Regions from separate parts of the Homo sapiens genome. Here region 1 is linked to region 2. Evidence: read pairs that join two places in POLR2A ChIA-PET (ENCODE). Cell type or tissue: GM12878. All regions are shown on one strand. Region 1 overlaps NAF1 (nuclear assembly factor 1 ribonucleoprotein). Region 2 overlaps MARCHF1 (membrane associated ring-CH-type finger 1).

Region 1 (5,000 bases), 540 kb after region 2:
TCTGATTGAAACCTATGACCCAAGAGGAAAGCCTTCTCAGAATTTCAGAATGTAGGCCATATTATCACATTGTTTTTTTTCTACCCCTGCATGTAGTTTTAATTATTAATGCTTTAAAAATATTTAATGGTCACTAATCATAATTCTTATATAACACTTAAATTGATGAGATAGTTTAATGCAAGATTTGAAAAAATAAATTAAAGCCTACAGGCACTCAGGAGCCTTTTTCATGAATGGATTCTGCCAGTCTGAATTATTTCTCTTTTTCTCTACTCATAACAAGAAATTCTCGTCTCGCTTATGCTTTATAACTTGAAGACCTTTGGATTTGTATGCAGCTTCATCAGTGGCTCATATTTTCATGCTACAGATATGTTAATATTTCTTAGTGGTCTTTGTACACAAAGGCTCCCAGCATAACTATTTTCTGAAAGTAGGAGACTTGTTTGGTCTTTCTTGCTTGTCTCTTGATCATTTTTCTACATAATTTCCTTATTAGAATATAATAACGAACAAAGAAAAGACCACAGTACTTCTGTAAATGCATACATATCATTGTCTTACTAGATTTGCAATTCTTACCTTGGGAATTTCTTCCAATTTAATGCAAAGTCTTAGCATATTTGTTTAGGTATTTTTCTGAACAGAATGTCCCTGTTTTCATCAGAAGATCAAAAAGGATTTGTGGCCACAAGGAGTCCAAGAACAAGTTCTTTGAGGACTGAGTTCATATGTGATCCTTGTAATTCCCATAGTCCCCAGTGGAGTGCTTTATAGATAATGGGTTCTCAGGCCAAAGTAATACATGATTATAGAATGAGTGTGTGAATAGGCATTTTATATTTATTAATTCTTTAAGAAATTATTATAGCACACCTGCCATTTGCCAGGTGCTGTAAACAAGACCAGTCCAGTTTCTGCTCTCATAGTGTCTAATGGAGAGACACAGACAGTAAATAAAGTGGAGACAAATAAATTTAATTGCTAAAAATGCTATTGAATTGTGTAAGTGTATGTTTGCCTCGAAAGACAAAATTCCATTTGAATGTTATTAGATTTTCAAACTTGGAATGATGGGTTGGTCTGTTCCTCTCTGTGACCATTTCAATGGATCTTTGGGAATGATGGAAGAGGCAATTATAGTCTTTATTTGGGAAACTTATTAGAAGTCCTTCAGACCACTGTGCTGCTAGAGATAGGTAGAGGAATTGATGAGTTTCCCAGTCTGCCCTAAATCTCTGGCTTACAGGTCTGAAAGAAGATATAAGGACTTCTTCGGGGTTTCAAATCTTAAGTTTGGGGGAAAAGAATGACTTTGTCCTGAGTACTAAGGATAGTGTATAGTTACAGGTATGTAGTGTGTTTAGGAGTCTGCCTCTTTGTCCGTTTCTCAGGGCTGGCAGTTTTACCACTGATAGACTCTTGCATGAAAGTCTTGGAGTTGACTTTTGCTGGCTTATGGTCTGTTAACACAGCCTTGAACAGATCATTGAGGCTAGTGGAATGGGTATTCAGATTGCTTGGCTGTGAGTCACATAGTCACTCCTGTTTGTGTAGGCGAGTGTGTAGGAGAGAGTGAGGAGAGCATGTGTAGGAAAATGAACACTTGAAAGAGCACATGGGCTAGTGCGAGAGGGTGGGAGTGCGTAACAGCCAGTTGACAGAAAGGGAGTGTGAATGTGTATGTATTGTGAGGAGGGTGGGATGTTGGGTGTAATATCAGCCCTATATAAACCACATGGAATGGTTTATCTTTCACAGGAAAGGGAGCTTATATCCATTCCAAAAGGGGATGCTGGGCAGACAGTAACAACGGATTATACTCACTAGAGGGAAAGGGAAATACTTGGAAGTGATATCATGTACGACTTATGTTGGACTCATTGTTAGGAGGAGCAGAGACTCATATTACCTCAGGAGAAATGGAAGTTTATTCGAAAGCAGCTGGGAACTAAGGCAGCTGTGAAGGCTAGTCACACTGTTTCTTTTACATGCCTCTGGATAGTCTCACAGTTCTCTGGCATTTTATTCTTTCATTATTGGTTGGCTTCCTCTGTTTATCTATAGATTTGTTTTTTGGTTTTTTTTTTTGGTGAGGGGGGACAGAGTTTCGCTCTTGTCGCCCAGGCCGGAGCCCAGTGGCCGATCTCGACTCACTGTAACCTCCACCTCCTGGGCTCAAGCTATTCTTCTGCCTCAGCCTCCCAAGTAACTGGAATTACAAGCGCCCACCACCACGCCTTGCTAATTTTTTTATTTTTAGTAGAGACAGGGTTTTGCCATGTTGGCCAGGCTTGTCTCAAACTTCTTACCTCAGGTGATCCACCTGCCTCGGCCTCCCAAAGTGCTGGGATTACAGGCGTGAGCCACCGTGCCTGGACAGATTGATCTTTTTAATTCTAGCTTATACATGGATTTCAGTATCTCTGGCTCTAAAAATGGCATCTTTTGCTTTCAGTGTCCCATGAACTGGCTAATTAGTGTTGTATTTCCTTGCTTGCTTTTGGGACAATTCTGTTATTTAGCTTAGATTTTTTTTTTTTTTTTTTTTTTGGAAAATGACAGTCCATTCTTTCTGGGAAGCATCTCCTCTCCACAACTATTCCTAGCTTGTGTGGTATGTGCCATTTTGTTCAGGCCTCTTGATATGTCACTTAGACTTTTAGGCAGCAGAGGTTGTGTATCTTAGCTAGATGGAGCTTCAAGCTCTATGTGGTCTATTAACTATCTAATGAAATTCTGAAGAAAATTAATGAACTTTTCTGCCAAAAGATATACACAAATTAAAGTGTGCCAAACAGTTAAAACCAATTTTAGAATTTGTGCTGGACCTTCAGGGATCTGGACATAGACATGCCCAATTTAGCCCAGTTTAACCCAATTTTATGTCCAACCACTTTCTAAAGAGTTTTCTAGCAGTTTCCTATTGTCACTCAGGCATGCTTAGCTTAATTTTTACCTCCATTTAGTCTGTGCTTCAAGCAGGAATGTCGCCTCTCTGGATCTATCCCTTTAAATCTTTCCATTGTGGGTTGTTCGATCTCTGCGATCTAACTATGTACAATGCAGATCTTTAGGTAGATGAGAACTACAGTGAAATAACTTTATGATTGTTCTTAAACCTTAGAAAGATATAATTTTTAAAATTAGGTTATAACCAAATCTTGCCATCCCAAGATGTGGTTATAACCCAGTTTTTTGTTTTTGTTTTTGTTTTTGTTTTTTAATGTGAGGGTACGTTAAGGGGGAAGAGAATAAAAGAGGAATTAGCGAGCTATAGTGGCAATGAAAAAGGAGAGTCTTAAGTGGCTCTCTTCATAATGTCACAATTAATAAGTTTAACTAGATAAAATTATTCTTTTAAACATAAATTCTTTTTTAATGCTCAGAAGGTTTATATATAACCTACACAGTCACTGTAAGCAGCATACATATTACAGCTTTGGAACTACGTTGAGCCACATAGGATGTATTTAGTGTTTTGATGAATTGGAAAATTGAGATTCTTTTTAAACAATTTTATCAGCAGTTGATGCTCTGAACTCTTCATTCAAATGTATCAAGTGTAATTAAAAATGTAGGGTCATAAAAATATTTGGGATTATAATTTTTAAAGTCTTAATCAGAAATGAGTTTTATAAATTAGTGCCCATTGTTTTCTGAAAACCTGAAAGGCTTCACATAACATTTAAAAATTATTAGCACAATGTTTATGGAGATAAGAAATGGATAATACTTCAGTAGGGATAATAATGTGTCTTTAGGCATATAATGTAGCATGACCAAGAAAAAAATTAATGCTTATTGGCAATTTTGGGGGAAATTTAGCTGTCATACTTTGGTGACTGCTTATTTTATAAAATAAGTACGTTTGGTAGTTAGGTTGAGTACACTCTATTCTCCTGATTGTGGCAGTGTGGACACATTCTAAAATGTCCTAACGTGAATGTATGGAAATATCTGGACCACTCAAGTGGTTGGAAGTTGCAGTAGAATATTTCATGCCTGTTTGATCTCCCATCATATATGAAATTGTATTGCATCTTGGTCTACACTTAGTAATTATCAATTGAATATATTGTTTTCTAGGCATAAGTTGGTTTATAAATTTTGTCCTGAATGCAGGCCTCTTTTAACTTAGGTTTTTATTACTATATGTATATTTGGAACTATTAAATTCTATTTTAGAATACACTTTGATAGCACTTATTAACATTCTTCCCAAAGTGCTTGTTATTTAAGCAATGGTTTGTATACTTAAGATCATTTTTCATTAATATTCACTAGTGTTCTTCAAAAATAATTAATACTCAGGGTTTTTTAAATTAAAGTTTTATATCTTACAGAATATTTCAATAAAGCTTACATGAGGCATGAATGATTTCATAAACATGAAATAAATACTGTTTTATTCAGTAGAGTATCCATTTATGTCCTGTGTATATACATATATAATTATTATTACACAGAAACATTCAATTGTTTAGATTCCCCCATTCCTCAGTAGTTTCTAATAAGTGAATTCTGCTGATTGCTTTAGAAGATAAAGACAAATATCTGTTAAAGAGCAATGGAACTAGAGAATGAGCATATACACTTTAGCTGAAAGCAAAGTAGCACCAGAGAGTTAATGGTTGAATGTCAGATGAATGGTGTACTGCACATAAGAAGTGATAGGATTGAGTGGAAGGGGAGGTAATAAGGATTTCTGAAAAATTTAGGCTAATACTCTGTGGCATTTTACAATTATTTGGCAGTCTTTTTATCTTAGTGATATAAAATCAGTGTCTTAAAGTTGATGAAATATGCACTCAATTAACATGAAAGATAGGCTTAAAGTTATATTCATTGTTGGAGGTTTCTTATTGAGATGGACTATAGTTTTATATTTAAGCAAATTAAATTTTGAAAGTATTATGAACTTTGTTTCTCTTAACAGTAATTTTAGAGAAAAACAGGATAATAATGTATTCATTTAAAAAAGAAAAATATCAAGA
Region 2 (5,000 bases):
TGTTTCATAGACATTAAATGTTTATAACTTAATAGGTATGAGATTTTTTATATATCTTTTAATCAAATTTTATTGCAGTATTCAATTTCCCTATGTCCTTGCTTATTTTTTATTTACAAACCACATTGTTTAAGACTTTTCTTCTATTCCAAGTTATAATTACCCTAGCAAAAACTGCTCTATTGTCTACTTAAAATTTTTCAGATGACCCTCCAAATTACCTTAGTTTCTCCTTTCAAATACTTGGGATTTTTAACCTGAAAAAAGGGGGGAAATAAAATTGCAGAATATCAGATTAGTGGTCTCTGTAAGAATGTCTTAGTGTGTTTTTTTTTGCAGAAATATTTATTTTTTTTTCATATTACATTAAAAAAAAACTTTTTTAAGCTTTATTATGTCCCTCAGTCAATGACATAGTATACAGAAAGTTTATACCTAGATTCACACATGTCCAGTCATGTTGTGTATTGTTAGGACAGACCACTTCGTTTTAAAGGAACTGTGTCACTTTCCTTAGACTCTAACATTAAAAATTCGTTAAAACAAAACTTGGTAATGATTTTCTCATTTGGTAATCATTTTTCCTTGCTAGTAAAAAGAATCCAACCATGTTTAGTAGGATCAACTTTGAAAAACGATAATAGTCACAAAACAGAACTATTAATATCAGACACATTCATAGCAAACCAAAAATTAGAAACTTCTTGAAAATATTTTCAATAAAACTTAGGAAACTGGAAGTCTCTCTCCCTGTCTGTATACTATGAATGACATGCTGAAATCCAACATTACTGCTTAATGATCCTCTCCATTCCACGCAGACTTGTTAGGAACTCTTGTTGCTTCCAACTTTTATTGACCTACAAGGTCACTATAATTTGGGTGCCAGTAAGTTATGTTAGATTCTGAGATTCTGAGACAGCTTATTTTTAATCTAAGGTAAAGTAGTTAAACTGATTGTAATGAGGTATGACAACCATATTGACTAATCTTCAAAGAAGAGTATGACATTGCAATAGTAATGGGACAAGCCACCCAATTAATTAGTAGCAAATTGGACAGATTGCTTTGGACGTTTTCCAAGAGAGGAAATGTTTCTGGTGCTTTGCTTCAAAAGCAAGGCAAACCAATTTTCTTAATCCCCCTGGGCAGAGAATGATTTAATTTTTAATTTTTAAATTTTATGTGCCAGAATCAAAGGCAGAATTGCAAGATATAGAAAATAAGATGTTTATGTAAAAAAAAAAATTGTATAGTGACCTATGATGATCACCATGATTTTTAAAGAAAGCTCTTTCAGTGTTTCTTATACCTGTGAATTATAATGGAAATATCATAACTTCACAATTTATAAAATGTTTTCATTTATAACTCATTTGTTCCTTACACAGATTTCCAAGATATTATCTCCCCAATTTTACAATGAGGAAATTGAAGTCCAGGAATGTCAAACAATGTACTCCTGCCAGAATTAGCACATCACTAGAGTTCTCATTGCAAGGCAGTCTCTCAGTTTACATCACTGCCAGCACAGCATAGCGTACACCACTGTCCTACCACGTGTTAACTTTTCTGATGCACTTTCCTCTTCCATGTACTGGTGTAGAAACAATAGAGAACGTAGCCGTGGCAAAAAGGTTAACCTTTGCCTAAGTTTGTTTATTTCAATGCCTGACCTTATATTGGGAGAAAATAAAGCCAATCCATTTCAAGTTAAAAGATCCTTTGAAGTATTAAATAATCAATCAGATGCTTTTCCCCCATTAGATTGGCAGATGCTGGTAGAGAGTGTGGAAATAATATTCTTATTATAACTGTGTGGTGAACTCACACATTGTAAAGTGAATCTGGCCTTTCTTGTTTTATCTCAAAACACCATAAAGTCCCATTCAGTGTGAAAAATTAAGTAATCCTATGCAAAATTAAATTTCTTATTTTGCGTGATTCCTGTGGCAGCACCTTTCAATTCTAGTTCTTAATCATGTTCTCAAATGTCATGTAAATATAGAAAACATAACAAAATAACCACTGCTACCAGTCTCTCCCAAAGCCTATTATATTATGTGACTCTGTCCTACACAATAATGTGTCAAAATCCTAAATTTCACTGAGAAGGAAAGATGGATTGATTTTGTTTTCTAGTCTCTAGAAGAGGAGTTGAGACGTCAGTAGAAAAGTGCCTCCCTCCATCACCAGTGGAGCTAATCAGGGAAAAATGTCTGTGGTAGCATATACATTAATCTCCAGCTGGAGCATGGGGCTGTTATGAGCTGTAACTAACCGTATCGTTGTGACTCATCTCGGTCTGTAATAACATGCTCCACAGTGACATCAGTGGTTGTATGAGATGGATGTTGCATGTAAAGGAAAAAGTACTGTTCAGCTGGAATATCTGTAAGCCTGCACATGACACAGTGACAGTTTGCAGTGAATGCAGCCACTGTTTTTCTGCAATAACACATCTGCCATATCCTGTCATCACTGTGTCTCTAAAACTGTCTCAAGTAGTCATCATGGGCAATTTCAGCCCCACGGGTTGTTATAACAACTTAGTTCTCAAAAATGACCTATGTCAAGATGCATTGCAGTTGCCTACTCAGGCCCACTTTGGGGCTGAGTCCAGAAGTTAAAAAAAAAACAAAAGGAATTCTTACATTGGTAAATTATTTCAATGACAATGTTATGTCAGATCCTTTATAAACTTTTAGTATTCAGAATTGATTGTTCCAACAACATTTTCTCTACAGAAGTAGAGGTGTCCTTTGATCTTTGATCTCTTTCTACATGTAGAATGCATAATGCTTATAAACTCTGATTTTTCCAGTTGATCATCTATCAGCACATAATTGGCAGAGTAGAAAAAGTAGCTATATAATTTTCAGGAACACAATGTCTCTGGGCTTCAAACGGGAGGGCCCAACTACTTAAGGTCCATTTCTACTTTAAAATTATATGACCTTTTAAAAAACATTTATTCAAAAGCTTTTTTCATGCCTCTTTTCTGCTAAATAAAAAAATTCTTTAAGAGGAAAGAACTGAGGATATAAATATTTATAAAAGTTTTAAGTTTTAATTGAAACATATACAGTCAGAAGCATCTTAAATTTTAAAAAGTAAATGTTTTAATTTCAGAGTATGTAAAATAACAAAAAATAAATAAAATGCAGTTTAGAAGAATACGAGGTGGATGTATATAGCATATACCCAGCACAGAATATTTAATGATATTGAAAACCAGAATTGACTCAAACTTTCCTAGTTGCAAGGGCAAGAGGGGAAATGGTAGACTACAGTTTTACTGTCTAATTTTAGTGCCGAAGAATTTCAAAAATTTTTCTGGAGAAATAATTATTTCCTGGAAACAAATACTTGTAACCTGATTAATACTCAGATATTAATTGAAGCATTTTTAAAGTACACTAATATATATTAGAGAAATATGATTTCATAAAAGAAAAAAGCATTCTGTGTAAGCAATTAATATGTGTATTAGTCAAAACAATATAGAGAGCATTCACAGATTTCCTTGTGCTGTGGTTTCTCTTCTCAGTGGTACAGTATGGTGAAAGTACCATACCTTCTTTTAATTAATGTTTCCCATTTTATTTTTCAGAATGAAAAATCCCCAGGGCGATCTGCAAGTCGATCAAGTAACATTTCAAAAGTAGGTGAAGTACTCATTTTCTTGTTTGTTGACTTCTGCACTTCATGAGTTCACATAAATGTTTATAATGTTTAACCTATAATTGTTATCTGTGAGCAGAACACAAATGTGATTTGTTCATGGTTTTAACTCTTTTAAGCTTTTACTGTAATAAGAAGACATGATTTTACGCAAGAAAATAAGTAGGCTATTTTTTCTTTTTCCATGCTGTGTGCAAGAGATAATTTCCTTCCTTCCTTCCTTCCTTCCTTCCTTCCTTCCTTCCTTCCTTCCTTCCTTCCTTCTTTCTTTCTTTCTATCTATCTTTTTAGACAGAGTCTTACTCTGTCGCCCCAGCTGGTATGCAGTGGTGAGATCTTGGCTCACTGCAACCTCCGCCTTCTGGGTTCAAGCGATTCTCCTGCCTCAGCCTCCTGAGTAGCTGGGATTACCGGTGCCCACCACCATGCCCAGCTAATTTTTGTATTTTTAGTAGAGATGGGGTTTCGCCATGTTGACCAGGCTAGTCTAGAACTCCTGAGCTCATGATCCACCCTCCTCAGCCTCCCAAAGTATTGGGATTACAGGAGTGAGCCACCATGTCTGGCCAATTTGCTACTGTCATAGTATTATGTAAAGTATGTTTTTTCTCTCATTTCAAACACCATAGATCTGCCACATATCCAAGTTGAAACTATATCAACATTCATGGTATAATTCTTATGAATTTAATTTTTCTGGACTTTGGGCTGAACTCTGGGGGAATTTAACTATTTTTGTCACCAAGGCAAGTTTTAGAAATCAATTTGATAAAAACATCAGTTTGGCCATATTTAGAGGTTGTAGAGTCAGTGGATTAAAAAAAAAAAACAAAATATTCCCTAGACTGTATATAAATCTAAGTAGGACCCCAGAGTGTTGAAAAGATTATCGTTTGAGAGACATACTCTAGATTTTATGTTGCCTGAAAAAACAAAATGTAAGAGCTATTCTTTAAAATGAGTCGCCATGTGATATATACACCTGGTGCTTGGGAAGTGAAAAGTAATTTAGAGTCATTTGTCAAAATGGAAAACAATGACTTTCAAAAATATAATTAGAAGCAAGATGGATTTGTCACCATTAGAGATTCCATTTCAAGGCTTCTCAATTGCCAGGACCCCTCCACATTCCTGAAATTAACTTTATATTAGTAATTTTATATTACTTTCTTTGAAGAGGATCCCCAAAATAGTCATAATCTTCAGACATTAAAGAAAGTAGATCAACTTCCAATTTAGAGACGTTTTTGTTTTCTTCTCTTCTGTTTTCAGAATCAAAAGGCTTTATAACTCATTAAGAAAAAAATTGTGACCAC

What was found. ChIA-PET counts read pairs that join two places held together with the same protein. Peaks named below come from ENCODE experiments on the same cell type or tissue, not always from the same donor. Only the 100,000 strongest peaks of a DNase experiment are listed, where the experiment ranks them.
Region 1: POLR2A ChIA-PET joins it to region 2 with 6 read pairs; 2 of 35 experiments call an interaction of 5 or more read pairs at or near these places.

Annotation. Positions count from the first base shown.
Region 1 is chr4:163,158,575-163,163,574 of GRCh38, reverse strand. The region is part of intron 2 of NAF1 (nuclear assembly factor 1 ribonucleoprotein); the gene reads left to right. Among named protein-coding and RNA genes, the nearest start is that of NAF1, 5.8 kb to the left of the region's middle. In GM12878, no CTCF peak of the experiment used is centred here; no DNase peak of the experiment used is centred here.
Region 2 is chr4:163,699,477-163,704,476 of GRCh38, reverse strand. It overlaps MARCHF1 (membrane associated ring-CH-type finger 1), which reads left to right. Exons shown (of 10, transcript NM_001394959.1): 5 at 3,614-3,664. Among named protein-coding and RNA genes, the nearest start is that of TMA16, 210 kb to the right of the region's middle. In GM12878, no CTCF peak of the experiment used is centred here; a DNase peak (open chromatin) is centred at 2,306.